2 separate regions of the Homo sapiens genome follow, and region 2 is linked to region 1. Evidence: read pairs that join two places in POLR2A ChIA-PET (ENCODE). Cell type or tissue: endothelial cell of umbilical vein. All regions are shown on one strand. Links, peaks and the distances in the headings refer to the core of each region. The heading gives the core; the rest is flanking DNA.

Region 1 (15,776 bases), core at 5,301-7,800:
CATCACTGAAAATATACAACTGCATCACTACCAATGATCAGTATTTCTTTACTATCAGCTTCTTCTAACAACTTCAGCCAATAAAAACTTAGTGTAATAATAAAGATAGACATAATTGTTTTTTCATCAATGGCCCCACATATTTCTAAGTTTGTGTTGGTGGTTTTATTTTCCAACATTGGAGTAGCAAAATTCTGTTCCTAGCATTTGTTGATGTTGACTTAATAATATCATTCTGAGCATTGGCAGCTCTGTAAATGGTATCCTTGAGTATAACCTCTTTAAGGAAGTCTTAGATTCCTGGCTTCTGTTCACTGAAGCAAACATACAGTTTGGAAAGAAGTGCTCAGACTTGCTTTTCAGTCTCTAAAGCTCTTTGGCTCCAAGGCTACACTCCTGATGTCATGTTGCAAGGAAAAGAAAAACTGAAAACATTATGCAAGAAGTTCAAGAGGAGGGTTTGTAAAGCCATGGTCCAGAAGTAATAGAACTTTACATTTTTCTTCTACATCAGCTTGCTGGTAATAAGCCCATATTGCTGGTACAAAGTGGCCATTGAATCATCATAAAGTAGTTCTCTAATTACTCATACTTTCTTGTTTGCACAGGTAATTTGCATATACCTTTCAAATTTCTTGGATGTAGGCTTTCCTCAGGTACTGTCAATTTTATCTTGTTTTAAAAACACAGTGCTGGCCAGGCACAGTGGCTCATGCCTGTAATCCCAGCACTTTGGGAGGCCAAGGTGGGTGGATCCCAAGGTCAGGAGTTCAAGACCAGCCTGACCAACATGGTGAAACCCCATCTCAACTAAAAATACAAAAATTAGCTGGGTGTGGTGGCACGTGCCTGTAGTCCCAGCTGCTTGGGAGGCTGAGGCAGGAGAATCACTTGAACCTGGGAGGCAGGGGTTGCAGTGAGCGGAGATCATGCCACTGCACTCCAGCCTGGGTGACAGAGTGAGACTCTGTCTCAAAAAAAACAAAACACAGTGCTGCATGCCAAGCACAGTCCATCTGAGTTTAGTGTTATTAAAACCTATAGAAGCTTTCTCATGAGTCAGTACCATGGGAAAACAGTACCAATATAGAGCTTTAATATCAAATTTAATATCAAAATTATAAATAGGTTCAGGACTAAGGTTTACATCAGACAGTATTTTAACAAGTTTATCAAGATTTTGGCTGTTTCTAAGATATGTTAGTTCTGAATAAAAAAGAACTATTATTTGAATTATCAAATAATTAATAAATTATTATTAAATAATTAATATTTGAATTATTAAAATTAATCAAATTATTATTTATTAATAAATTTAATTCAATAAATTTAAGTTAGTATTTAATAATTTATTACATAAATACTAAATTTATTTAATACATTTGATAAATTTATTTATTTAAATAATTAAAATTATTTAATTTTAATAATTTAATAATTTTAAAAATATCTTTAATTTGTTTCAACATCATCAGGAGTGATTTTATTACATATTTGTAAGGCATTTTACACCATGATGCTCTTAAATTCTGTGTCTTTTTTTCTATTTTACTCTATTAGCATTAAAGCTCTTAAATTCCGTAGGCAGCTGTGATGGTTAAATTTTTGTGTGTCAGATTGGCTAGACCATGACCATGACCACGATCATTGGCATGACCATTTGTTTGGACAAATACCAGTCTAGACGTTGATGTGAAGTATTTTGTAGATGCAGTTAAGATATACCACCAGTTGACTTTAAGTAAAGGAGATTACCCTTGATATTGTTGGTGGACCTCATACAATTAGTTGAGGGCCTTAATAGCAAAAACAGATTGTTTTGGGGAAGAATTTCTACCTTAAGACTGTAACATAGAAACCCTGCCTGAATTTCCAACCTATGGAATTGCCCTACAGATTTCAGATTTACCAGCCCCCCACCACCACAGCCTTCTAAATATTCACATTATTTTCAGTGTTCAATTTTTGCAGTGTATAGTAGCTTGCTTCATAACAAACTAGTAGTATATGTTCGCTTCATTGTCAAATCCACTTAATTAACATATCATCATGATTTGCATTCTTTGCCCTTTAAAGTGTTTTCCTATTTTTCATTAGTTCTTAGTCATTGTTGCACAGGAAATCTTCTACAACTTGCCGTTCTGTTTTTTAAGTCATATATTGTTTTGATTCTGATACTGTATTTTTCAAGACAGATAGCAGGATCTATCTTCTGTAATAACTTTACTTATAATATTATTGATTTCAACAGGCACTTCCTTTTCTTCCTTTCCCTCTCTTCATTGTTACCTATAAGGGCAGCTTTAACTCTTCTCAAAGAGTGAAATTAACCCCAAATTTCAAAATAACAAAAATGTACACAGTAGACATGATAGTGCTGGGTAGGGGCTCTGAGACATAACCAATGGTCAAAAAGGTTTTTGCCACTATGTGAGGTTTTTTCCCACACTGGCAAAAGAGCTTCTGTTTTTCAGAGCCTTTTAAATTTTATAATTGTGGAGAAAGGATTATGAATCTGTACCTGTCTCCTGCTAAAATGTCACACATTTTGAAATGTACTTGTCCTTGTTTGACTAAGCATTAAGACAAAGTGTTCTCTGCAACGAGAGCTCTTCTTGCCACCCACTTGTGTTACACATAGTACATTAATGAGGTGACTGTGATCTCATCCTCCTGGCTTGCCTTCCTTGGCTCAGATTCCAGAGAAGCAGCCGTCAGGTCCTCCAGATCCTTTGGGCTGAGCTGACTGATGACCTTACCATGGGACTCACAGCTCCTTGCTGCTCCAACATTTTAAGTTCTGGATAAGCTAGTACCCAAAAGGAGTCCTTTTTACTACCAATACCAAATCCTCCAAGAGCTTCCCTCACTCTCTTAGGGCCTCTACTGCCCAAATGCTGGTCCCCAGTGAATATGCCTTCTCAGTCCCCAACTCTATGCCATCTGGTAGGAATATAGGGAGCTGGAGGGATTTATGGCTAAGGGATCCTGCACACTTGAATTCCATCTGTCCTGCAGTAAACGATATACACAGAAAAGGATGGTGGGCAAAGAGGCACGTTCTATTTAGCTGGGCTCTGGCTCAAGCCCCAGTGTAGAGTCTTGTGAACTGGAGTAGACCACATGCAACTTGGTGAACGTATTTTGCCTAGACGAGGCTGAGCTCTTAGGCTTTTGTCTCAGGCTCTGGCCCTGCAAAAGAAAAGGCATCCTGAAGCCTACAGCATGGCCACACCCTTCCCCGTTGGGAGTGAAATGAGAGGAAGTGGAGGGAGCACGAGGAGCTGCTAAAATCTAGTCAACTGCATCTCTGTTTTTTATCTTTGACCCATTGTTCAATAGGCTTAACATCCAGGCCCATCTTCTCTGATCTCTTAGGATAAAAAGTGCCCAAAGAGTCAGTGTCAGCAGAACATTTTTGCACGAACTGACTGGTTTAATGTTTTCCACTAAGACTGTAAACCCCAAGAAGGGTTCAGTGACCCTTCTTGCCCTTGATGGTGTTCTTGAGGGAAGAGCAAAGGTAGCAGGAATGTGGAACTCTGAGCTGCTTATGGCCAACCTAGGGGATGCTTTATGAAGTGATGGTTGAATAAATTAAAATGGAACAAGACTTCCTATAATCACAATCATCGTCTATCTCAGAATGTAGCACAAAAGATACCACTGAAGTTATTTGCTTCCTTGCTACCTTGGAGGAGAAACAAAAATCTCTCTAGCTTTGAGCTATGGCTAACTGAGGCAGTAAGAGGTGTAAATGCTGTCTTTGGAAACCTGGGATCCAAATAAATCCCAACTTCCTTTTCACTTGTGTTCCCTTCTCTACTTTGGGAAGCAAATCAGAGACATTGAAGATGGTGGCACTGCCAAATATATCAGACCTCAACATGTACTCTGTAGTAAAGTCTACCCTTCAACAAAAAAGAGCACTACCACAAGATATTTATTCTTATCTTACTCTCTGAATTAAAATCCTGACCTGAGGCACTTCTCTGTCTGCATTATTTTCAGAAGAGTCTAGATCTGAAATCTAATTATATTGCATATTAAAACACCAATATTGATGTTATTCCATCAAGCCCTGTCATACTTTGCAGGCTACATCCTTTTGGCCCCGATTTGTCTTCATTCATGTTACTTGAATCATCTTGATGAAATGCTCTGAATCTGTCTGGGAGAAAGTTTATTTTGATATCTGATCTGATCCAGACCTATTCTCAAGTCCCTTTGAAAACTCACTGGTAATATGCAGTCATTTGCTAATTGAAATTTGACCAATAATTAGCCAAGGATATTCTTTTGTTCAATTATCTTATGATAGCTGGCCAGATGCAATGGCTCACGCCTGTAATCCCAGCACTCTGGGAGGCCAAGGCAGGCGGATCACGTGAGCCCAGAAGTTCAAGACCAGCCTAGGCAACACGGCAAGACCCTGTCTCAAAACCCCCCAAAAAACAAAAACTTGTGATAGTAGTCTGAAAAGCCACCTCTATGTTATTAATACAAAATCTATTTTTGGTATTGGTGTAAGTAAAGGTTTAATACCTTCCGTGAATTACAAGTTCAAGCAAGAGATGCTTTAATTTCAGCTCTTTACCTGGATGCCAAGAAATTGCCAGAATTTTCTCAAGTCTAATTTGATATTATTAATCCCATTTTACAGATGAAGAAACTAAGGCACAAATAGGCACAACACAAGGCTCAAATTTATGTAAATATTAAAGCTAGTATTTGAACTTATAGAACTCACTGGTGGAAACTATGTTCTTAACCACTGTGCAAAACTGCTTCTCACTAAAACCCTACCTTGCCAAGGGCCCTGAGGCCTTCCACAATCTGACCCCTCACATTTCTCTGGTCTCATTTTCTTCTAAGCTCACTCTTTTCCAGTTGAACTGGACTCCTTGCAGTTACTTGAATATTTCCAATACACCCCCACTCCAGGCCTCTGAAACTACTGTCCTCTCCTTATCACCAGATATCCTCACGACATCTTCCTCACCTCTTCTGATGTCTAATCAAATGTCACCCCCACAAAGTGGGCTTCCCTGACCTCTCCATCCATAAACGAATCCTTTTTTCCCCTGCTTCCTCACCCGCTACTCTTTTAACCTGCATTATTTACCTTCATAGCACTTATTAAATATTACGTACTTACTGATTTATTTGTTTATTGTATAGACCAGACAATGAACCCATAGTGAAATTTGGTTTGGGTGGAGAAGTTGACTGTTGTTTTCACTGCTGTGTTACCAGCTCCTAGAACAGACCTAGCACATAGTAAGCACTCAATAAGTATTTCCTTGATGAAAGAGGGGAGGAAGAAAGGAAGGGAAGAATAGAGTGAGAGTAAGGAGAATTAATTAATTAATGAAGATTATAATATTGGTTGGGTAATCAGTAAGTATTTCCAACCCCAATCACATTAGCATGCAACTTTCATGATTTTCTTACCTGTACCTTGAAAGATTTCCTATGTCATTTCCTGAAGTGGCTATGGATTCTAGCTCTTCCAAAGTGCCTGGGGATGGGGACAATATGGATTAGTTATTTGTTGCTACACTCACAAACTTTAGTATTTATTAAGCACTTAACAGGGCCCATGCACTGGGCTAAGCACTTTTCCCGGCTTATCTCACTTTACTGCCACCTTAGGGCTTTTGAATTTTAATAGGAAAGAAGTAAGGACAGTGTCTACATATGTAAGCCCTGGGATCAGCCTGCCCAAACTTAAATCCTGGATGCACCATTGGGTAACTGTATGGCTCCTCTCTGTTTATCATCTATAAAGAAGATATATTAACTATTCATATGTAACAGAGTGGTTCCGAGATTTAAATGAGATTGTGCAGGATTGGCATAGAGTCTGGCACATGGCAAACAGTAAAACATCTCAGCTACCATTATGACCACTTTCCAGAGCAGAAACCAAGGCTGAAAGCCAGTATATGCCTTGTCCTAGGTCACAAAAAACTGAAAAATAGAACTGGGATTTAAACCTGCTGTTGTTTAATACCAAAGTTTTTTTTGTTTTGTTTTTTGACTAGACTGCTTTTCTGTCTTTTTTAGTCTAGCTCTTTGTTCAAAAGGCCTCCAGGGAAGTTAGTACAGTGTAGAAAATTATATCTCTCACCCAGGCAAACACATGAGTAATGTGAAGCAAACACAGCTCACTGGTGCAGCCTCAACCTCCCGGGCTCAAGTGATCTTTGCGCCTCAGCCTCCCGAGTAGCTAGGACTACAGATGTACCACCATGCCCGACTAATTTTTTATTTTTGTAGAGACAGGGTCTCTCCACGTTGCCTAGGCTGGTCTTGAACTCCTAGCCTCAAGCAATCCACCTGCCTCAGTCTCCCAAAGTGCTGAGGTTACAGGCATGAGCCACCATGTCTGGCCAACTTTCTTGACTAGTATTCTCTTTTAAGATATTAGAGGCAAGTGTTAAGAGGTTACACAAGGGATTGTTATAGATTTGTAAAACGAGGCTGGATGATGGTAACTTTGAGATCTGTAAATATTTACACAGCTGTCTCAAAAAAAATCACTTTTTCTCACATGATGAATTGATTATCTAAATGTGAAAGGGAAAATAATTCTAGAAGAAAATTTAGGAGAACAACTTTATGATTTGGAGCTAGGCAAAGATTTCTTAGGACACAAAGAACATAAGCCATAAATAAAATAAGTTGGACTTTATAAAATTAAGAGCTTGTTTTCACCAAAAGATATCATTAAGAGAATGAAAAGGGAAGCCACAGAATAGGAAAAGATATCTGTGGCCAGCAGCGGTGACTCATGCCTGTATTCCCAGCACTTTGGGAGGCTGAGGTGGGCAAATCACTTGAGGCCAGGAGTTCAAGACTAGCCTTGTCAACATGATGAAATCCTATCTCTACTAAAAAAAAAAAAAAAAAAAAAAAATTGGCCATGCATGGGTGGTACATGCCTGTGATCCCAGCTACACAGGAGGCTGAGGCATGAGAATTGCTTGAACCCAGGTGGCAGAGGCTGCAATGAGCCAAGATCATGCCACTGCACTCTAGCCTAGGCAACAGAGCAAGATCCTGTCTTAAAAAAAAAAAAAAAAAAAAAAAGGAAAAGATATTTGCAACACTCACAACCAACAAAGATGTCTTAGCCACAATCTCTAAAGAAAGCTACAAGTCAATAAGAAAAAGCCAGGTGACTCAATAGAAAAGTAGACAAAAGACAGACATATACTTCACAAAAGAGCTCATTAAGATGACCAATAAACACAATGGTTATTTGTTTTTATTTCCATCAAGCATGTAGAATTCTCAACTAACATCCAAGTTTCAAAAAATCCAGAAAAGTCAATACTGTGCTGATGCTGTCAGATAATCAACTGTAGACGAGACAGTATTCGTGCCTGCAAGGATCAGCCTATTGAAAGATAATGCAATAAAGTGCAAGGCATTAGCGTAAAGACAAGGTTTAAAGCACATGGTAGTAACATAGCTTAATTCAGAATAAAGGAACAAGGAGTCCGCAGAGGAGGTGACAAATGAGCTGTGCCCTGATGGATGGGCATGAGTGGGCTGACAATGTGTACCTCCCGACATGAGGGGCCTTGCAGGTGGTGGAAGTGGAAGGAGGACAATAGGAGCAAGTCTGACGATCCTCCCAAAGTGGCACCTTCTCAATGATTGGTAAGATGTGGGGCTAGAAACATCAGGGGGTCACTCTGACAGCACTCAAGGAGAAAAGAGATGGAAAGATATTTCCCCTGTCATGAACTTACTCCATCCCCCAGTGGGAACAGACCCCACCCCTGTTCTGACTCTTGCTCTCCCGTCTCTTCTCCCTCCCCTCAGTTTCCAGCTGAAATAGAGACCCCTCTCAATTGTTGTGCATTTTCTTCAGGGGTCGGGGTTGAGCTGCTATTATTAAAACTTGTATGAGTTTCCTTCTTACTTCTTCAGCGAATTCACCTCTGTAGGTCATCAGCCTTTAGCCCCTGGGAACCTCAGGACAGGTAGAATATGCACAATTTCAGCTAATTTATCCTGCCAGTGAGACACAACTGCAGCTTCATTAAAAGATCTGTGTCAGGCTTCACAGAAATAATGAAAATACTGTCAACCAGTTGGCAAGAATTTCAAAGCAGCCCTTTTATGTCTGGCGGCGAGGGCACCCGAGGTTGGCCTCCTTTGCTGTCAGCCTTTCAGTTCAAGACAAAGAGCATGACTGTTCTTCTCTAGAAATCAGCAAAACTCTCCTGGAGCCATTTAGTAACAGGATTTCTTTAAAAAACATTATGTGATTTTCCAGTAGAAATAAATATTTTCCTAGCAAGTCTTAAATGGAATTGCAGGGATACTCAACACAGAACCAAGCACAGGTATGAGACACTCACTAATGTGTCTTGTTCCAGTTCATCTTGGACTGTAAGGATTTGGGTGGGCCAATTTTTTTTCTATTATTATTTCCTTTCTTTCTTTTTCTTTCTTTATAACTTATTTTCTGAATCATTATAAATTGTAAATAACAGAAACTTCCTTTTCTAAAATTTCATTATGGTCTTACAGAGAGTAGTGGGTAACAGGGGAGAACTACAAATAATTAATAAAAATTTGTATTGGATTTTTGAGGAAAAAAACTGAAAAAGTTCAAGAAAGTGGTCTAAGTTCTTCAACAAACAACAAACTTTATTTTTTTTAGACGGAGTCTCACTCTATCACCCAGGATGGAGTGCAGTGGCCCACAACCACACCGGCTAATTTTTGTACTTTTAGTAGAATTGAGGGGTTTCACCATGTTGGCCAGGCTGGTCTCAAACTCCTGGCCTCAAGTGATCTGCCTGCCTCAGCCTCCCAAAATGCTGGGATTACAGGCATGAGCCACTGCACCTGGCCAACAAACTTTCAAAGCAGGTTACACTATACCATATGGGAAATATTAGTGGATATCTGCAATATTAATATTTGCATGAATGATAATTTAGCCTTCATTTTTGCCTCTAGCCTGTGTGCACATTCTTTAGATGCATAGCTTCAGGCTGTGTTCTATGGGTCCCTAAGGTTTTCCTGGGATTTCATGGAGACAGAGGTGTGCTGTGGTACTGAACTCAGGCCATCAGCTAGGCTCTGAACTCTTATCTTCCACTTCAACCACAACACCTGTGCTAGTATCTGCTTTAATATTGGTGTTTACAGTAAGATATATTTTTAAAATATATTTAAGTCAGAGAGAGAGAGAGGTTGGACATCTTTATTATGGATTATTTCCCTAAACATCTTCACAGAGTCTCTCAAATGAACCTGCGGCTTTTGAACTCACTGCTCCTTCAAACTGCTAGTACCACTCTTAGACTGGGGCAAGTAGGGCGCCTATCTAAGGCCTGAAGCAAAGGGAGCCTTGTGTTTCAGAGTGCTTTCCTCAACATTTTCTTTCTTTCTTTTTTTTTTGTTTTTTTTTGAGATAAGGTCTTACTCTGTCACCCAGGCTGGAGTGGAGTGGTACAATTATAGCCCACTGCAGCCACACCTCCTGGGCTCAAGTGATCCTTCTGCCCCAGCCTCTCAGGTAGCTGGGACTACAGCACGTGCCATCATGCCCCGCTAATTTTTGATTTCTTGTAGAGACAAGGTCTCACTAGGTTGCCTGGGCTGGTCTCAAACTCCTGAGCTCAAGTGACCCCCCTGCCTCAACCTCCCAAAGTGCTGGGATTACAGGCATGAGCCCCTACATTTGGCCCACTCCTCGACATTTTCTAAGTTCTCTCCAGTGTCTGGGACTGGCTGGTCTTTCAGTAGCATCCAGACAGGCCACTCCAGCCCACATGGTTCCTGGTCCTTTTTTCGCTTCTTCAGAGCGTTCCCTGAAACTCTACCTGACATATGTGGTCAACCAGTTGCCCCAAGGAACTCTGAACCATGCTTCTGTGGGGTTGTTCTGGGGTCCTGTGGCTGGGCCCCTGTTCCAGGAGGGAAGCAGATTGCTCCTACTGGCCTGTGTGACATACATGGGCCTGTGCATTGGCACTTGTTACCTTGCAATCCTATCTCTGGTCTCTAGCACCCAAGGGTAAGGAGAGTGTTAACAGAATCTTTTACTACCAGTCCCACCACACCTTTTACAGGCTAGGATAACACATGTCAGGAAGTCCTCTGGGGTGACCCCAGGTCTGTTTCTTCTGAGAGCTTCTGAGGCTGTTGCTGCACAGTGTTGCCTCTGATTGATGGATATGGTGATGCTGTGCTCTCCCAGGTTGGTCTTAAGGTCTGACAGATGATAGATATTCCTTGGATGAATGGGATTGTACTTTTCCTGCCAAGCCTAGAGGTTCCTTTCCTCTCTTCCCTACAGAAAGCAGTGTGGGAGGCAGAAGTGTGTCCAAAATTAAAAGAGATGACATTCTAGGAATGCAATGATTATGGCCTCAAGAGTTCAAAAGAAAACATGATTGGAATATGTGTTAATTTACATTTGTGGTATAAAAGTCTGAACAATAAATTTAACGTGAGCAGAAAATCAGATTATTGCTCACATTTTCCTGCACGCCCTGGGTAACAGGCGCATTTGTGGTCATCATCAAGGAAGCACCATAACAACCTCTGAGAGAGTCACTGGAAATCAGCATTCACAGTCAACATGATGGATGATGTCATGTCATGAGTAAGAATGTAACCAGCACAAAATAACTGGTACTAGGAAACTGGAAGAGGAAAAAGATCTACATTGTTTCTATACAAATAGCTTGCAAAGAACCATGCCATTGTGAGTAATAACTACAGTGCTACTTTTTTCTTTCAGTGGGAGATATAAATTAGCCAGGAACAGCATATTTAACAATAAAGAGTATGAGGAGATAGTTCCGAGACCTGAACAGGAGCTGATGGGGCCTGGACATTACGAAGAATTTTTCAATGCACTGATTGGATAGAAAATGGCTATGTGTACCCTCTACCCATTTTCTAAATCTTTATCAGTTAATCACCTTTCATAGGTTCATAAATTTTATAATACATTTCAAATCAAATTGATTATACAGACATGCCTCCCCCACCAGACTCCAAATTTGCCCATAGACTCACACACCCTAGGGGTGTGGGGCATGCTGAGCTAAGACCTTCACCATGTCTTGCTTAATGTTTGGTCCTAACTGGTCTACCTCCTTCTTAATCTCTTCACTTTCTAGTGTATTTCCCAAACTGCCAGAGTGTTCTTTCTAAAATGCAAATCTGATCAAGTTTTCCCTGTTTATAACCCTTCAATGTCTAGGAAACCAAACTGAAATTCCTTAGGTTGGAATGTAATTTTCTTCATGACCTGGCCCCTCCTTGTCTGTTTTGCCTGACCTTACACAATACCCCAGTAGTTACTCTATGTTCTAACCCTAACAGGATTAGAACTACAACAGGAAGTTTTCCACATCCTCAGTGTTCTTAAACATTCTTCCCTCTCTTAGATTCCCTTAACATTACTAGTCTTCCTAAATGATTCCTATGTGTCGGGGAATACTCAGGTTCCCAGCACCACCTCCCTGAATGCCTTCTTCCAGCCCACAAAAGGAAAGCAGAAGTCAGTATTGCCAGAGAGAGGGGAGGGAGGAAGGGAAGGTGGAGTTGAGGTCAGAGGGTGTGGGGTGCAGTTCACAGAATCCCTGAAAGGATTATATTCTGCGTGAGGTAGTAACACATTTGGTGTCTGCAATGAATTGAGCCTCCCCAAATCCACATGGTTACGTAGTCTTTTCCTAACTCCCGATCGAGGCTGGTTCTATGATCCACTTAACCAACAGAACAACACAGAATTGGCGGAGATGTGCCTGTCTGGGGCCTAAGTCATCAGAAGCCATGACAGTTTCTGCTTTTGTGCTTTGGAGATCCCTGGGTGCCGTGTAAGATGTTCAGCTACCCTGCTAGGGAGACCCTGTGAGGAGGCCATATGGAAGAGGAGAGGCCATGAGACTACATAGTGAGAGCAAGAGACTCAGTCATCAGCAGCCCAGCTGAGCACAGCTTCCAGCTCTCTTTGCCAAGGGCCAGATATAGGAATGAAGCATCTTGGATGTTCCAGACCCATCCACAGCTGCATAAGAGTCCTGTGAGACATCCATCTGAGCCCAGTCAACCCATGGAATCATGAAAAATAATAAAGTTTGTATCAAGCTACTAAGCTAACTGATGATAACAGAACCAGGACTCAACAGGTGAGACAGGGTCTTGGCATCAAGCATCTACAAGAAAATATTAGGTGGAGGATATGCAGGAACTACTATTTGCAAACTCCAGTCTGGCATCATAAAGCAGGACTCAGAAACTGGATGGACAGGCAGAGTGCACCACTACCAGGCATCCGGCATGGCATTACACACGCTTCTCTGTTGACCTAGCCAAACTCTCCCACTCCCTGATCCATTCTCACCCTTGACTGAGAGAGATGAGAAGACAGCTGAAAGATGAACACGTTCAGTGTGACATCTACCCATAGCTGGGACAGGCAGTAAGGCAAGGTGACCATCCAGCTGGCAAGAAGGCTGAGGACAGGAAGCCAATATCTGATTAGATGTTACAGCAGAAATGGCCGAAACTGATTACCAGTTAGTCCTTTGCTCTTTTGGTCAAGGGCACAGATTCCATCCCAGTTAATTTGGCTTTAGTCCATGGCCACAGACTGAACCTTTAACCCAGCCAGCTGTCCTAATTGGATGTCCTCCCTTGGATGTCTGGGAAAGATAGGACAAGACACAATGTCTTTTGTCTGGGAAAGGCTGTGTGTGAGTGGGTTTGTCTGTAACAGTGGCATCATCAAAAAATAACTGGGTTCTAAAATGCATCCACTCATCTCCTTCCTCCCCACCTCCCCACAGGCCAGTCTAAATTTGTTCATTTATTTGAATTCCCTATTTCTGTTCATAGGACCAGCAGTCTTTCCCCAGTCCCTTAGGTTTAAAACTTTGACATCACTTTTGAAGTCTCTCTTCTCTCTCCCCTACACCCAAGCTAAACTAATATGGCTCACTTCTGCAACATCTCTTAGCTCTTTCCCTCTTTTCTATTTTCACAGTTCTAGTCAAGGTATGTATGACTCTTAAATGGAGATTTTCAATGCTTCTTAACTAGTATTGCAGCTTCTACCCTTTTTTCTCCTTTCTTCAATCCAACTTTCACATCCCTGCCTAGAATACCTTCTGATAATGTCATTTTCCAACACTCAGTTCATCAGTGTTTTTCTAATACCTGCAGCAGGCTTGCAAACTGGAAGACCGTCAGGTGATTTAAATGTGAGACACGACTGAGCGTAAGACACTAGGGTGCTGCATAGCTCCTCCGGCAGGTGCAGAGTGTGAATCCTGCTGAAGGCATTTCCTGTCTTTATTTTTATAGCTAGTGTTCTGACCAGACAAACCACAAAATTCCACAAAATAAAGGCCAAATTCTTCAGTCTAACATTTAAAGCTTTCCATGATTAGATTCCAACTTACTTTTCCAGACACAGAGCTTTTAATGTCAGTATGTAGCTCAGAGATGGTATGTATAGGGTACATGTGCCACCACACTTCCATCCCTGGTCCATGGAAGATATTCCCACTAATCGTAGGACCACTAATCATGGTCCTCTTTCCTGTTGGGCTCAGATACAGCCTCCAGATCGTCCCCAAGAGAGCATCTATGAGCCAGAGGTGCTTAATGTATCCATTAAAACCTATTTGCCATTGTGTACAAGCTCACATCTGATCACTTTCAGCCCATGCCGAATCCCCTCGGTCCACTGTACTGTGCTTGTCATGCAGACCAGAGGACTTCAGCATTTTGAAATAAACACCTTGGTTAGCTGGTTCTCTCTGACCCACTCTCAGCTACCACACAGGCTGCTCCGCTGTAGGCTCAGTCCCGTTTTAGGTGAGTTGCCCCCTGGTCGCTTCAGGTCATGGCAGGAGACTGATCCTGATCCTGGTAGTTTGCTCCAGAGAGAGAGGCTTGGATGAGGGTCTTATCTTAGCTAAAGCAGATTTCATGACAAGCCTCCCATCCCTGTACCCCTCTTCCAACCCCTGTAGTGGCAAATGCTGAGGGCTGATCTCAGGGAGACCCTACCCCACTGACGCTACTGTTTTAGATGAACCAACTCACAAAACAACTGGTGCACAACATCCAGTCTGTTCATGACCATTGGTGAACGTCATCTGTTTGTGTGTTCAAGCTCCCTAAAAGCCTCATAATCTAGGTTGCTGCTTGGGCTTGGCATGGTAGTGTGTGTGGCTGTGGGAGATGTTCATGCTATACAAAATGCCCAAATGCCCATGCCACACAGAGTGGGTGGCAGGATTTCCCTTTGAGGAGCTCTATGTGCATTCCTTCAATGACTGGGGGTCTACTTCACTTTTTCATATTCCATTGGGGCCTGCACATTCCAGAGAGCCCAGTTTTCCTCTCTGTTTGGCAAGACTTATTCTTTCTCCTAAAGTAACTGACTGTCGTATTTGTTTTAAAAGAGCGAGTAAGACAGATGCTAATAATATCACATAGACTAACTCAAAAACTCAAGGGAGGGGAAGCGGGGGAAAGAACCATTTATTTTATGGTCGATGGAGTCAGTTTGTCTTATGATCTTATCAAGAGTTCTGCAGCCTGGTACCTGCCACGTTGGCTATCACACCTGCTTTGTGTGGATATCATGCCTTAAAGACAGGCTTGAATATGGCAATTTAATATGATGGAGGTCTCCTTTATGTGCCATCCTAAGTGCCACTCTGATTGCCTACATAGGTTAACATGCCTCTTGCAAAGCCTTAGAATGATTGAGTCACTGGAGCAACAATGGCTAGTCATGCAGCAGGTGTGATAGTTAATTTTTGGTGTTATCAAATGCTGCACCACAGCTGGCAGCCCTGATCTCACAGACCTCTATGGTCTTAGCCTACTGAGTATCTTTCATCTTTTCAGAATTTCTGGGGTTGATTTTTTTTTTAACTTAGGAATAAATTCTGCTATGGACTGAATGTTTTCCCCCTCCCCCGCCAAATTCATACATTGAAGCCCTAATCGCCAGTGAGATGGTATCTGGAGGTAGAGCCTTTGGAACATAATTAGATCATGAGCGTGGATCCCTCATGAATGGGATCAGTGCTCAATAAGCAACATGAGAGAAATGACCTCTGTCTCCATCATGTGAGGATACAGCAAGAAGGTGGCCATCTGCAAATCAGGAAGAGAACCCTCATCAGACCCCACATCTGCCAGAACTTTGATCTTGAACTTCCAGCTTCCAAAACTGTGAGAAATAAATTGAGTATAAGCCACCCAGTCCATAGTAATTTGTTATAGCAGGCCAAAACTGACTAGAAGTTTCACACAAGAATTAGTTACATTTGAAGAGAAGGAAAGAGATAAAACCTCTGTTAAGGACTGGTTTTCCAGGAAGAGTGATTATTTCCATCCATACAGAGGTGGAGGGAGGGCATTATATGCATGACAATTCCCCCTCAGAATGAGGTGTTACTGTTGATGTTTATCTTTAACAAAGACAAAGACATTAGTGAGATGGTGTTTACAACTGAGGTGGCTTCATGGAAAAGGCAGAACTTAGTGGGAATGAACCTCTTTTCACTACAAGCTTGTTCGTCATTGAGGATTCACCTCAACTGAAATTGTAGGGTCAATTCCAGCCTCAGGTGGCCAAGGCCTCCCATCTGATTCCTGCCCGGGCTCAGGACACATGCACTTTCCCCTGGGCTAGGGCCAGGTGGAAGGTGCTCATTTGCCTTGATGTCCCTAGAGTGCAGAGGATTGCATTTTATAAAACTAAT
Region 2 (15,776 bases), core at 5,138-7,637, 150 kb before region 1:
TGAAAACTATTCTTTGACCCCCTCTGGAGTCTTTATTTTAAGAAAATAATAGTTGTGCTCAAAACTGTATTAAGAGGATGTTTACTGTATCATGATTTATGATAGCACAAAACAAAATAGCCTAAAAGTCCAACAATAGCAAGATCCTAAAATCAAATATGATAGAGCCATGTGATAAAAAGTGCCCCACTATTTAAAATGATTGTGTTGAAAGAGAAAAAAATAAAGTGGTTTCAAATGGAAGAGAAAAAAGAAATATTTATAGAATGAATATTCCCAAAAATAATTGAGCACCATCACAATGGATTTCAGTCACATCCACGCATAGCTCATAAGAGCAGGCCTTACCAGCCTGCCCACAAAACAAGGTCATGCTTGATTTTGCCACTCATATGGTGGCTTGAGCCCCTCTCCAACCACCTGTTCTCCCTTCTCATTGAAACCGCCTTTGCAAAATTATGACAGTAAGAGAAGTCTGACATAGTTGACTCTGTCTTGTTCCTGACCTTCAAGCTCTCCTTATAGCTTATAGTTATAAAGCTAACTTTAGGAGGAATTTATAGTTTAGCTTGAAAGCAAGGAAAATAGTCTCTCTCTAAATTAACTCTTCTTGCTCAGGGACCAACACCCGCCTTCTTTAGACTAATGAAAGGTCACAAGAATAGGATTATGGGAAGAGCCTGCACTCTGCCAAAATGTAGGTGTAGTTTCCATAATCCTCCGTTACTGCTCAGAAATCATGTGGCCAGAGAGCGCAAGATTTGTGACTTTCTCTATTGCTGTTATTGGTAACATCACTATTGTAAAACCTAAGATTGGTTTTTGAGATATTTTTCAGACTGACCCCACCCGGACTCTTGACTCAACTGGTCTGGTGGCCCCACCCAGAGGTGGACTCAGTACACAGGGAATGTTTTCCACATCACTGTGATTTCATCCCCAACCCATCAGCACCATCCATTCCTTAGCCCCCTGCCCACGAAATTGTCCATAAAAACCCTAACCTTCAAGCTTGGAGGTGGGGGAGACTGACTTGAATGATAACTCCAGTTCTCCTGGGTGGGCCAGCCTCTTCTTCTCTACTGCAGTGCCTTAGTCTCAGTGAATTGATTTTCCCTGTGCAGTGGGCAGGAAGAACTTGTTAGGTGATTACACCACATCCCTGCCCACCTGACCCAACAAGAAAGCAGTCCCTCTCAGACTGTCCCTGAGATATTTCTGGGGGTCCCAAAGGTGGATGGGGGCTGTTGGCTGTGGTCACAGCACAGTACCTTCCCATTCGGCCCCTCCTCCTCCGTCTCCCACTTGATGCCACATGCAGAAGCCTCACCACTGGTCCTCCTGACAGTGTGTGTAGTGAGAAAGCCAAGGTCAGTGTCTGGTGTGGCCTCCACCAATTTGTTACAGGTAATTAGACAGGCATGAGTGGGGCAGGAGAGGGCTCTCCCGGACCCACAAGGAATGTCGGGTGATGGTTCGGTAATTATCACATTGCCTCGTTAAAAGTGACAAATTGGCAGCCGGTGCCAGGGAGAGGTCATTTCCTAATCGTCCACACCAGTTGCACTAAGTCTTAATTGAGGCTGGTGCGGTGGCTCACACCTGTAATCCCAACATTTTGGGAGGCCAAGGCAGGTGAATCACCTGAAGTCAGGGGTTCAAGGCCAACATGAAGAAACTCCATCTCCACCAAAAATACAAAAATTAGCTGGGCATGGTGGTGGGCACCTGTAATCCCAGCTACTTGGGAGGCCGAGGCAGGAGAATCACATGAACCTGGGAGGCGGAGGTTGCAGTGAGCTGAGATCGTGCCACTGCACTCCAACCTGGGTGACAGAGCGAGATGCCATCGCAAAAACAAATAAATAAATAAATAAATAAATAAATAAATAAATAAAAGTGTTAATTGAGTGCAGGCACCAGGGAGAAGCAACTTCCTGTGCATGTGCATTGAGACAAAATGGCAGAACATGACCTTCCGGAAGCACACCACTGGAAAAGGGAAGAAAGCCTTAGATGGGCATGTGCACAACGACCTAAACACACTGAGTGTGCTCACCTCCCAAGGGTAAGGAGGGCACTGCTCGTGTGGGCAACCCACCCTAAGGGGAGAATCATTGGAAAGGGGCCAGCTTATAAAGTCCTAGTTAGGTGAAACACTGCACTTGTTCTTCAAGTCGCCCACTTGGGTCTCTTCCAAGAGTACTTTCCTTTCTTTCCTGTTCTAAAGCACTTTTAAATAAACTTCCACTCCTGCTTTGAAACTTGCCCATGTCACTTTTTCTGCCTTTTGTCCCTTAGTCAAATTCTGTCTTCTGAGGAGGCAAGAATTGAGGGGGCTGCAGACTGATACATATTTCCTGCCAGTAACGTGGATAATTTCCAGCAGTAACATATTTGGTGCCCTGAGACTCACATATTTGCCACCCATAACATATTGTATTGGCATCCAAGTAGAAAGCAAAGGGCTAGGCCCACTGTGGTCCTCACTGGTCCTCCTGGTACTGGGGGAGTGGCCTACTAACCCTATGCTTTACTTTGCCCCAAGGAACCAAGCAGCTCTGTTTAGGCCAAAGTCCCAAAGTTTCAAGAAAGGTTAGTTCTATCAGTGTAGGCCCTCAGATCTTGCTGAGAATCTTACCAAATGTAATGAAATCACTTTTATCAGCTTTTAGTTTTCTCTTCTTTTATCCCAACGGCTCAAACACCGTTGAGAACGGACGTTAAGCCGTCTCTGTTCATTGTCCTTCTGGCCTCTGAGCTAAAAATAAACAAACAAATAAATGCCCCAAACTCTCCAAAAGAATTCTAACCTATTCAGATGCAACTCTCATCCTTTTCTTCCTTCTCCTCCCCAAATCTTCCCACTCATCTTCAATATTTTTAAGTTTCTGGAACTACCAGCCCCACAAGCATGTCCTTCAGAGGCTGCAAGGCCTATGCACTAAAAGCCATCATGAGGGTAATTTTGCTTTAACAGAATTGAAAATATATTTTTTCTTCTACTCTGTCATGTATATATATATTTCATATATATTATATACATTTCATATATATATTTCATATATATTTCATATTTATAATATATATTTCATATATATAATAAATATTTCATATATATTATATATATTTCATATATATAATATTATATATTTCATATATATTATATATTATATATATGAAATATGTTATATATTATATATATGAAATATATGTTATATATTATATATATGAAATATACATTTCATATATATAATATATATGAAATATATATATTATATATATTTCATATATATAATATATATGAAATATATATAATATATATATTTCATATATATAATATATATGAAATATGTATATTATATATGAAACATATATAATATATATGAAATATATTATATAAATGAAATATATATACTATATATGAAATATATTATATAAATGAAATATATATACTATATATGAAATATATTATATAAATGAAATATATATACTATATATGAAATATATTATATAAATGAAATATATATACTATATATGAAATATATTATATATATGAAATATATATACTATATATGAAATATATTATATATATGAAATATATATACTATATATGAAATATATTTATATATATGAAATATATATACTATATATGAAATATATTATATATATGAAATATATATACTATATATGAAATATATTATATATATGAAATATATATACTATATATGAAATATATTATATATATGAAATATATATAATATATATGAAATATATTATATAAATGAAATATATATATATATATGAAATATATTATATAAATGAAATATATATATATATATGAAATATATATATAAATGAATATATATTATATACATTTCATATATATATTTCATATATATTTCATATTTATAATATATATTTCATATATATAATAAATATTTCATATATATTATATATATTTCATATATATAATATTATATATTTCATATATATTATATATTATATATATGAAATATGTTATATATTATATATATGAAATATATGTTATATATTATATATATGAAATATACATTTCATATATATAATATATATGAAATATATATATTATATATATTCATATATATAATATATATGAAATATATATAATATATATATTTCATATATATTATATACATTTCATATATATATTTCATATATATTTCATATTTATAATATATATTTCATATATATAATAAATATTTCATATATATTATATATATTTCATATATATAATATTATATATTTCATATATATTATATATTATATATATGAAATATGTTATATATTATATATATGAAATATATGTTATATATTATATATATGAAATATACATTTCATATATATAATATATATGAAATATATATATTATATATATTTCATATATATAATATATATGAAATATATATAATATATATATATTTCAAATATGATATATATATTTCATATATAATATATATTTCATATATAATATATATATTTCATATATAATATATATTTCATATATATATTTCATACATAATATATATATTTCATATATATATTTCATATATAATATATATATTTCATATATATATTTCATATATAATATATATATTTCATATATAATATATATATTTCATATATATAATATATATATTTTATATATATTATATATATATTTCATATATATAATATATATATTTCATATATAATATATATATTTCATATATATAATATATTTCGTATATATAGTATATTTCATACATATAATATATTTCATATATAATAGATATATTTCATATATATAATATATTTCATATACATAAGATATTTCATATATACATTTCATATACATAAGATATTTCATATATATATTTCATATATATGCTTCATATATATGTTTCATATATATGCTTCATATATATGTTTCATATATATGCTTCATATATATGTTTCATATATATGCTTCATATATATGTTTCATATATATGCTTCATATATATGTTTCATATATATGCTTCATATATATGTTTCATATATATGCTTCATATATATATATATTTTTTTGAGACGAGGTCTTGCTATGTTGCCCAGGCTGGTCTTGAACTCTGGAGCTCAAGCAATCCGCTCAACTTTGCCTCCGAAAGTGCTGGGATTACAGGCGTGAGCCACCATGCCTGGCCAGCCCTTTCATAATTTTAAAGCCGAAATTTTGGCAAATTTTATTCTTACTGTAGCCATCAACAATTTGCTTACAAAAGTATCTCTCCCAATCATGAGTCTAGGAAGAAAATAAGAATTTATAACCATAAGTTATACTTTCTCCTCTATCCAGTTCCCGGAATCATTACTTCTACTTTAATATATTCAAAAGACCGTGATTTTCATCACACCTACTCTGGGATTAACCAAATGGCCTTAACAAACATTTGTCCTTTCAAAATTTAAAAAAATTCATTAATTACATATTTTTCCATAAAAATAATATCCATGGTGAGAACACACATTGATATAACTATTTTGGAGAACAATTTAGCAATATTATCTATGAAAATAAAAAGAGCGGTAATTTCAGAGTTGAAATTTTCACTGATTTTTATTTTCTTATTTTTGCTTACTTTGTTTTTTTTTCCTATGTTGAGCAGCTACTGCTTGTGTAACTAAAAATATTGAAAAATGTTTTTAGAAATATAGAAAAGAAAAAGACACCTATCCAAAACTCCCAGCTAGGGGAGGTTCAAGTCTTTTAAATTACATCTAAGGTTACTTAACTTGTGTGATTAGATTTGCTATTACAAAGTGTTCCTGAATTTACAACTCACCTTTCACAAGTGCTGGACATCACACTGTGGGAATGTTTTACTCACGCTGAGAATGGCATCAACCCGTTTCCCTCTTAATCTGTGACTTTGTTACAACTCTTTCTTTGAAACTCAAACCCTCTCATCCATAAATCCAGCTTCCAGATCCTCTCTCCTCTGAGCCTTAGCCACCTGCTCAGATGTCACTTAGGTGATACCACACCCATTGTTAACCATCTTTTTACCTACCTGCCGTATCTCCCCCTGGATCTGAGAGCTTCTCTTGGACCTGGACTGCTCCTCCCATTTCTTTGCATCCTGAGTGAGGAACACAGTATAGCAGATGCTTAAAAACTGTTTGAAGATAAAATAAAATAATCTCACTTTTACTAATTTCTGTGTATTAATGCTGCACACTGTATTTAAGATCTTATTATAAAAGGTTTTAATATTCTCCATAGGGTGGATTTAAGGTGACTGCATGGAGGGATGAAATAATGCCTATGAATATGATGAAGCTGATCAATAAAAAAAAAATGCCTGGCTAGATGGTGGCATTTTAAGCAACTTAAAAGTCTGATGCTAAGCAATTTCCTTCTTAACATTTTTCTAGAAAGATTCATTTCCCTGAACAATTAGTCATCTCCGAGAATTCCTTTTTCCTCTGTTTAACAAAACTACAATGACTGGAAAATATGCTGATGTTGGAAAGTCAGGATAAATATTTTCACAAAATATTTAAATCTGAAGTCTACAGTAACTTTTTATTTTTAATTTGTGAATTTGTGTGTTTATTATTTATTTACTATCTGTGGCTATTTCCTTATAAGTGATAAAATTTTAGGGAGAAATAGTTACAAATATAAATATTTTAAAAATATTATAGTAATTATTATCATAAACAGACTATTCAAACACCTCTTCACTTGATATTATCAAACTGTATTTACTTGTCCTTTTCTTTATAACCAACTTGCTTCCTTCCTTCCTTCCTTGCTTCCTTTCCTTCCTTTCCTTCCTTTCCTTCCATCTTTCCTTCTTTCTTCTCTTTGTTGTTGAGACAGGGACTGGCTCTGTTTCCCAGGCTGGAGTGCATTGGCACAATCTTGGCTCACTGCAACCTCCACCTCCTGGGCTCGAGCGATCATCCCACCTCAGCCTCCCAAATAGCTGGGACTACATACACACACCACATTCAGCTAATTTTTGTGTTTTTTGTAGAGTCGGGGTTTTGCCATGTTGCCTGGACTGGTCTCAAACTCCCAAGCTCAAGTGATCCACCCACCTCGGCCTCCCAAAGTGCTGGGATTACAGGGTTGAGTCACTGTGCCTGGCCAATCTTTTATCTTTATCAAATTTTTTTCAACCTGAGGTCGTTTCTCTAAGAGTAAGAAAACTTTTTACTCCTATACATTTTTCCAATACCCCCAATGTTGGGTATTGACCAATTTGGACTCTGTAATTTTTTTTTTTTAGAGATGGGGTCTGACTATGTCGCCAAGAATGAAGTGCAGTGGCTATTCACAAGGATAGTGCACTACAGCCTTGAACTCCTGGGCTCAAGTGATCCCCCCACCTCAGCCTCTTGAGTAGCTGGCATTATAGGCGTGCACTACTACACCCAGTTTTTGCCTATTTTTAAATAGTCATCTTTTTAATTTAAAAAAATTACCTTTTAAAAATTTCTTGTTCTCATGAAAATTACATAACGCATGAGCACTTTAGAAAAATTAGGGAATACACATAATTTAAGGCTGGGCATGGTGGCTTATGCCTGTAATCCCAGCACTTTGGGAGGCCAAGGCGGGAGGATCACCTAAGGTCAGGAGTTCAAGACCAGCCTGGCCAAAATGGGGAAACCCCATCTCTACTTAAAATACAAAAATTAGCTGGGCATGGTGGCATGCACCTGCAATCCCGGCTACTCTGGAGGCTGAGGCAGGAGAATTGCTTGAATGCAGGAGAATCGCTTGAACACAGGAGGCAGAGATTGCAGTGAGCAGAGATTGTGCATTGCACCCCAGCCTGGGTTACGAAAGCAAAAAAACTCCATCTCAAAAAAAAAAAAAATAGAAAAAAGAAAATACACATAAATTAAAATTTTAAATCATGAAATTTCACCATTCAGAAACAGCCAGTATTGGCTAGGCGTGGTGGCTCACGCCTGTATCCTAGCACTTCAGGAGGCTGAGACGGGCGGATCACGAGGTCAGGAGATGGAGACCATCTTGGCTAACATGATGAAACCCTGCGTCTACTAAAAATACAAAAACAAAATTAGCCAGGCGTGGTGGTGGGCGCCTGTAGTCCCAGCTCCCAGCTACTCGGGAGGCTGAGGCAGGAGAATGGTGTGAACCTGAGAGGCGGAGCTTGCAGTGAGCCGAGATCGCGCCACTGCATTCCAGCATGGGCAACAGAGCGAGACTCCATCTCAAAAAAAAAAAAAACAAAAACAAAGAAAAAAGAAATAGCCAGTATTTTTAGTATTTTGGCGTATAGTCTTCCAAACTCTTAGATACAGAGATCAATATGTATATATAAATGTTTTATTAAAAATAAGGCCATGCTGTATAGTCTTTGCTAATAACTATTTACAAGACAATATATTCTGAACATCTTTTACGGCCATAGCTATATTTATACAAGATCATTTGTAAGCAATTCATGTAGACATTCATATAACATACAGAAAAGTTTGTAAAAAAATAAAATAAAAACAAGGAATAGTCAGAAAACTATTCTTTCTAGTTTTGGATCTGTCATCTTTTAGAGGTGTGACATTGTTTCACTCTGTTCCTCTTTTCCCCGTTCATCAAAATAAGAAAATAGTACTGCTCAAATCTACCTCACATATTTGTCATATTCATCAATTGGAAACACCTTTATAGGTTTCAAGTGCTATTCAAAGGCAAGACCTTATGATCTCTGGACAAATTCATAGCCAGGATATGACATCGGCAGGGCCTAAATAATATCTTCTGGAAGATAATAACCTTTGTTCATCATGCATGCCTGCAGTCATGCACTGGAAAAAGACTTCTTGAGCATCTCTTATATGTCAATGTGAGCAATCGAAATCAAGTTTCTGTCCTTGTTAATCAAAAGCCAGATGTTAATCAAATAGTCAAATAATTGTTTATTATATTATTTTTTATTTAGTTTATTATTCCAACCTCTAAAAATCAAGATTTTTCTTTTTTTTTTTTTTTTTTTTTAAGACGGAGTCTTGCTCTGTCACCCAGGCTGGAGTACAATGGCAATCTCAGCTCACTGCAACCTCCACCTCCAGGGTTCAAGCGATTCTCTTGCCTCAGCCTCCTGAGTAGCTGGGATTACAGGCACCCGCCACCACGCCCAGCTAATATTTTGTATTTTTAGTAGAGATGGGGTTTCACCATGTTGGCCAGACTGGTTTCAAACTCCTGACCTCGAGTGATCCACCTGCCTTGACCTCCCAAAGTGCTAGGTGCTAGGATTACAGGTGAGAGCCACTGTGCCTGCCCCCCCCCTTTTTTTTTTTTTTTGGGAGAGAAGGGGGGTCTTGTTATGTTGCCCATGTTGGTCTTGAACTCTTGGCCTCAAGTGATCCTCCTGCCTTGACCTCCCAAAGTACTGGGATTACAGGTGTGAGTCACCATTTGAGGCCATGATTTTTAACTGTTTTTCAAATGCATTACACTTACGAACTATATCTCTATTTTTAAAAATACAATGTAATGATTCTTTTAACTGAGAATTAATAAGAAAACAAAAAGCTTACTCTGGATCAGGGAAGCTACAAATTTACATGTGTATCTCATTTGATGCTGGCTATAATGATTACAGATTCTGATATTCTCATTTTACATATTGAGGTTTAGAGAGGGTTCAGTATTTACAGGTCACACAGGTAATATATATCTAAACCTGGTATTCCCAAACCATCTTCTTACCTCTACTCTTCAGTTTCTGCCCTTTCTCATGTCTACCTACCTGCTTTATTTATTTATTTATTTGTTTATTTATTTATTTGAGACAGAGTCTTGCTCTGTCACCCAGGCTAGAGTGCAGCGGTGCAATCTCAGCTCACTGCAACCTTCATCTCCCGGGCTCAAGTGCTTCTCCTGCCTCAGCCTCCCAAGTAGCTGGGTTTACATGCCTGGCTAATTTTTGTATTTTCAGTAGAGACGAGGTTTCACCATGTTGGCCAGGCTGGTCTTGAACTCCTGACCTCAGGTGATCCACCCGCCTTGGCCTCCCAAAGTGTTAAGATTACAAGCATGAACCACCGCACCCGACCACCTTTAAAAATTGTAATTTGTGCTAGGTGCAGTGGCGGTGTGCCTGTAGTCCCAGCTCTCCAGAAGGCTGTGGTAGGAAGATGACTTGAGCCCAGGAATTCAAGGCATAAGTGCACTATGATTGTGCCTGTGTATAGCCACTGTACTCCAGCCTGGGCAACATAGTGAGACCCCATGTCAAAAGAAAAAAAATGTAATTTGTTATCAATGTTGGGATGAATGTTTTTGTTTTGTTGTGTTTGTTTAAACAAAGTATTGTGACTATAAATCACAAAAAAAAATAGACCATTGAAACAACTCAAATACATAGGAAAACTATCGGTGAAACAAAGCAGTAATGGATGTCAAAGTGAGCTATGTGACCAAAACAGTTTACTGTCTTCAAAGAATCAGCATATAATGGAAAGAAGATTTGAATGACCTATCCACTTTCAGCACTGTCTTCTATGCAAATTTCCAATGATTTACATTGGAATTGTAACTTTAGATTCTAATTTTTATTTTCTGAATACAGTTTTTGCTTTAAATTGCATATATTATATGTAGTTTTTTGTTTAAATTGTACAGGTTTGTTTCTTGCCTTTAGACTAATGTCCTTTTTTTAGATTGCACTTTGGAGAAACCAAGGATCATATTGCTTAGCATTCACTCATCCATTAAAGATGTATTATGCCAGACATTTTGGTGGGCAGTAGTATGAGGGAATAGTAATAGAGATGAGAATATAAAGATGAATAAGACACTGACATTGTTTTCAAGAAGGTGAATATGATAATGCCATTGCTTTCACAGTCCGCTGGGAAAGTCTCAGTCTAGGGAGACACATATAGTTAAATACCGTACTATGGAAGGAAAAAGATAGAAGCTGATCAACTAGGGGTCAAGAAGACTTTTTTTTTTTTTTCTTTGAGATGTAGTTTTATTCTTGTTGCCCAGGCTGGAGTGCAATGGCGTGATCTTGGCTCACCGCAACCTCCGCCTCCCGGGTTCAAGCAATTCTCCTACCTCAGCCTCCCGAATAGCTGAGATTACAGGCACTTGCCACCATACCCAGCTAATTTTTGTATTTTTAGTAGAGACAGTGTTTCACCATGTTGGTCAGGCTGCTCTCAAACTCCTGACCTCAGGTGATCTGCCCACCTCGGCCTCCCAAAGTGCTGGGATTACAGGTGTGAGCCACCGTGCCCAGCCAAGAAGACTTCTTATAGATATTAAGATTTGAGCTAGATCTTGAAGGATGAGAAATAGCTTATCATTTTGAGATAGAGAAAAGGATTTAGGGCAAAAGAAAAACCGGTGGACACATGACCAAATATCTTATGTTGGCATAAAAGAGGCTGAATAAGGTTTACAAAGGAGAGTTATTGGGAGTGAAAATAGAGGATGGGCTGAGACCAGATCACCAAAGACTTTCCTGGAAGGTTTTCAAGTAGAATGTGATGCAATTATATTTGTGAACCAACTTTATTTGGTTCCATGTGTCAACCCGAAATAATTCAAAGCATTAAAATTTAGTTTAAAAGAGTTTATTTAAGCTAAAAGTTGGTAATTGCCATCTGGAAAACACAGACTCAAGAGAAATGGGGTCAGTGTTCTGAAATTAAAAGTTAAGTTTTTGAGGCTGGGTGCAGTGGCTCATGTCTGTAATCCTAGTGCTTTGGGAGGCTGAAGCAGGAGGACTGCTTGAGCCCAGGAGTTCAAGACCAGCTTGGGCAACATAGCAAGACCCCATCTCTACAAAAAATAAATTTATTAAATTTATTTTTTAATTTAATGTATATATAATTTCATTAAGTCATAAATAAGGCAATTTTTTAAAAACCATCATTGAAAATATGCTTGCCCTAGAGATTAAAAAGTTAAGGAAGGCACTTATACGATAGTAGCAGGCTGAAATTAAAAATAATTCAAAACTTGATATTCTTCTTTTTTAGTCAAATTCTCACCTACAGAAAGTCTAACCTGATTCCTTTTTTGCTTTGTCTGATTCATGTTAATTTCTGTGGCTGGTTTAAATTTTTATAATACAGCAAATTTGGGTCATGAAGGTAGATTGCCAGCTGTTTCCAAGAATAGTTTAATTTTTATTTTTAAACACTTTTTCTTTCCAACTTTTAGGTTCAAGGGGTACATGTGCGGGTTTGTTAAATGGGTAAATTGTGTGTTGCAGGGGTTTGATATACAGATGATTTTGTCACCCAAATAATACCCAAATAATACCCAATAGGTAGTTTTTCAATCCTCATCTTCTTGTCACCCTCCACCCTCAAACAGGCCCCAGTGTCTATCGTTCCATTCTTTGTGTCCATGTGGATTCAATGTTTAACTCCCAGTTATGATATGAGAACATGTGGTATTTGGTTTTCTGTTCCTGCTTTAAATCACTTAAGATAATGGCCTCCAGCTCCATCTATGTTTCTGCAAAAATCATGAGCTCATTTTTTACAGCTGTGTAATATTCCATGTCGTATATGTATACCACATTTTCTTTATCCAGTCCACCACTGATAAGCATCTAGGTTGACTTCATGTCTGTGCTATCGTGAATAGTGTTGCAATGAACATACACGTGCATGTGTCTTTATGGTAGAACGATTTATATTCCTTTGGCTATATAACCAGCAGTGGAATTGCTGGGTTGAACAGTAGTTCTCTTTTAAGTTCTTTGAGAAATCTCCAGACTGCTTTCCACAGTGGCTGAACTAATTTACATTCTCACCAGCAGTGTATAAGCATTCTCTTTTCTCTCTGTAACCTTGTCAACATCTGTTATTTTTTGACTTTTTAGTAATAGCCATCAAAAATAGTTTTCAATTTAAAAAAACTAGCAATGTTCATTGTTTTCTTTGAAACATGGGAAAGTTTCATTGGATATCTTTCATATTATTGTTTCTTCTCATGTTCAGAAATGCATTTTAGATGCTTGTGATTGATTCTGCCTTTCCAGATTGGTCGGTGTTGCAATGACTATGCAGATGTCAGTGAAAGTGTGAGCGGTCTACAAGCCCTGGAACATGATGTGAAGTCATTACTTGTTTTTTGTGTCATTGTTGTTTGTTTGTTTATTTTTGAGTGGGAGTCTCGCTCTGTCACCCAGGCTGGAGTGCAGTGGCACGATCTCGGCTCACTGCAACCTCTGCCTCCCAGGTTCAAGCTATTCTCCTGCTTCAGCCCCCCAAGTAGCTGGGACTACAGGCGCCTGCCACCATACCCAGCTAATTTTTGTATTTTTAGTAGAGACGGGGTTTCACCATGTTGGCCAGGCTGGTCTTGAACTCCTGACCACAGGTGATCCACCCACCTTGGCTTCCCAAAGTGCTGGAATTACAGGCATGAGCCACCGTGCCCAGCCGCATTACTTGTTTTTGATGCTCAGCTATATTGCTTCCCGTCTGAAAGGAAAACTCCCGTTTCCTCTGTACTTTACTCTCAACACTCACCCCACTTCACTGCTGACATCAAATGTATGTTGCTGCTATTGTTGTTGTTGTTGTTTTCCCACACCAACTGTCTGGACACCAACTAGGTGTCCCACAATTCAAATAAATTCTGACACTACTCCCTGAGCTTAGCCTAAACTCCTCAGAAGAAGGGCTCAGTCCTGCAAGACTGCCCTTACTTCCTATGCCAGTTCCAAGTCGGCTGTGAGTCTGACTGACCAGCTATTAATTGGAAGTTCCCACAACCCCCACCCCTGTGCCAACTTCAGTTTTAATAATTTGCTAGAACTGGCCGGGCACGGTGTAATCCCAGCACTTTGAAAAGCCTGTAATCCCAGCACTTTGAGAAGCCAAAGTGGTGGATCACCTGAGGTCAGGAGTGCGAGAGCAGCCTAGCCAATGTGGTGAAACCCCGTCTCCACTAAAAATATAAAAATTAGCTGGGTATGGTGTGGTGCTCGCCTGTAATCCCAGCTACTTGGGAGGCTGAGGCATGAGAATTGCTTGAACCCAGGAGGCAGAGGTTGCAGTGAGCCGAGATCACGCCGCTGCACTCCAGCCTAGGCAACAGAGTGAGACTCCATCTCAAAAAAAAAAAAATTGCTACAACAGCTCGAAGAACTCAGTAAAAAGTTTACTTACTGAATTACCAGTTTACCATAAAACGATACAACTCAGGAACAGCCAGATAGAAGAGACACATAGGGCCAGGTAGGCTGGAAAGGGTGTGCAGTTTCCATTCCCTCTTCAAGCACACCACCCTCCCAACACCTCCCTGGGTTCCACAACCTGGAAGCTGTCTCTGAACCCTGTCCTTTTGGGGTTTTACTGAGGCCTCATTCTGTAGGCATGATTGATTAAGTCATTGACCATTGTGGTTAAGTCAATCTTCAATCTCTCTCTCCTACCGGATATAGGGGTTTGGGGGGCTAAAATTTCAAACCCTCTAACCACATGGTTAGTCGCCCTGGCAACCAGCCCCCATCCTGAGGCTATCCAGGAGCCCCCAGCTATCAGTCGTTCATTAGCATACACAAAGGCATTTATCACTTCAGTGATCCCAGTGATTTTAGGATTATGGATTTCTGTATTAGTTTGTTCTTGCATTGCTATAAAGAAATACCTGAGTCTTGGCAATTTATAAAGAAAAGAGATTTAGGCTGGGCTCAGTGGCTCATGCCTATAATCTTGGCACTTTAGGAGGCCGAGGTGGGTGGATTGCTTGAGCTCAGGAATTTGAGATCCTGTGCAGCATGGTGAAACCCCATCTCTACCAAAAATACAAAAATTAGATAAGCTGGGTGGCTCACATCTGTATTCCCAGCTACTTAGGAGGCTGAGGTGGGAGGATTGCTTAAGCCTGGGAGGCTGAGGCTGCAGTGAGCTGTGATCACACTCCTGCATTCCCACCTGGGTGACAGAGTGAGACCCTGTCTCCAAAAAAAAAAAAAAAAAAAAAGAGGAAGAAGAAGAAAAGAAAAGAAAAGAGTTTTTATTGCCTCACAGTTCCACAGGCTGTACAGGAAGGATGATACTGGCATCTGCTCAGTGTCTGGGGAGACCTCAGAAAACTTACAATCATGGTGGAAAGTAAAGCAGGAGCAGGCATGTATTACATGACAGGAGCAGGAGCAAAAGAGAAAGGGGAGGTACCGTACACTTTTAAACAACCAAATCTTGTAAGAACTCACTCACTATCATGAGAACAGCACCAAGGAAATGGTACTAAACCATTCATTCATGAGAAATCCGCCCCATGATCCAATCACCTCCCACCAGCCTCACCTCCAACATTGAGAATTACAATTCAACATGATATTTGGTAGGGACACAGATCCAGAGCACATCAAGCTGTGTGCCAAGGGAGTGAAAGGAAAGTGACCAAATATGTATTTCTTCTTCTTATTTTTTTTAAAAAATAGAGATGGAGTCTCATTATGTTACCCAGGCTGGTCTCGAACTCCTGGGCTCAAGCAATCCACCTGTTTTGGCCTCCCAAAGTGCTAAAATTATAGGCATGAACCCCCACGCCCCACCTTTTTCTTTTTCTTTTACACCATGCCATACTCATTAGATTACATAAGAAAGTCCAATATGGAAATAGTTAACAGTTGCTCCTCTCTTCTTCCCAAGAAAAGTATCAAAACCACATTATTGCACAGGGGAATTCTACCAAATCTTTAAAATGCAGATAATTCTAGTTATATTTAAACTCTTCTGGAGCCTAAAAAAAG

Evidence for each region. ChIA-PET counts read pairs that join two places held together with the same protein. Peaks named below come from ENCODE experiments on the same cell type or tissue, not always from the same donor. Only the 100,000 strongest peaks of a DNase experiment are listed, where the experiment ranks them.
Region 2: POLR2A ChIA-PET joins it to region 1 with 5 read pairs; 4 of 35 experiments call an interaction of 5 or more read pairs at or near these places.

The regions. Positions count from the first base shown.
Region 1 is chr12:76,264,343-76,280,118 of GRCh38, forward strand. The region is part of intron 1 of LNCOG (lncRNA osteogenesis associated); the gene reads left to right. Among named protein-coding and RNA genes, the nearest start is that of LNCOG, 12 kb to the left of the region's middle. In endothelial cell of umbilical vein, for the core only: no CTCF peak of the experiment used is centred there; no DNase peak of the experiment used is centred there.
Region 2 is chr12:76,117,554-76,133,329 of GRCh38, forward strand. No RefSeq gene overlaps it. Among named protein-coding and RNA genes, the nearest start is that of NAP1L1, 41 kb to the left of the region's middle. In endothelial cell of umbilical vein, for the core only: no CTCF peak of the experiment used is centred there; a DNase peak (open chromatin) is centred at 6,438; H3K27ac peaks cover 2,253 bases.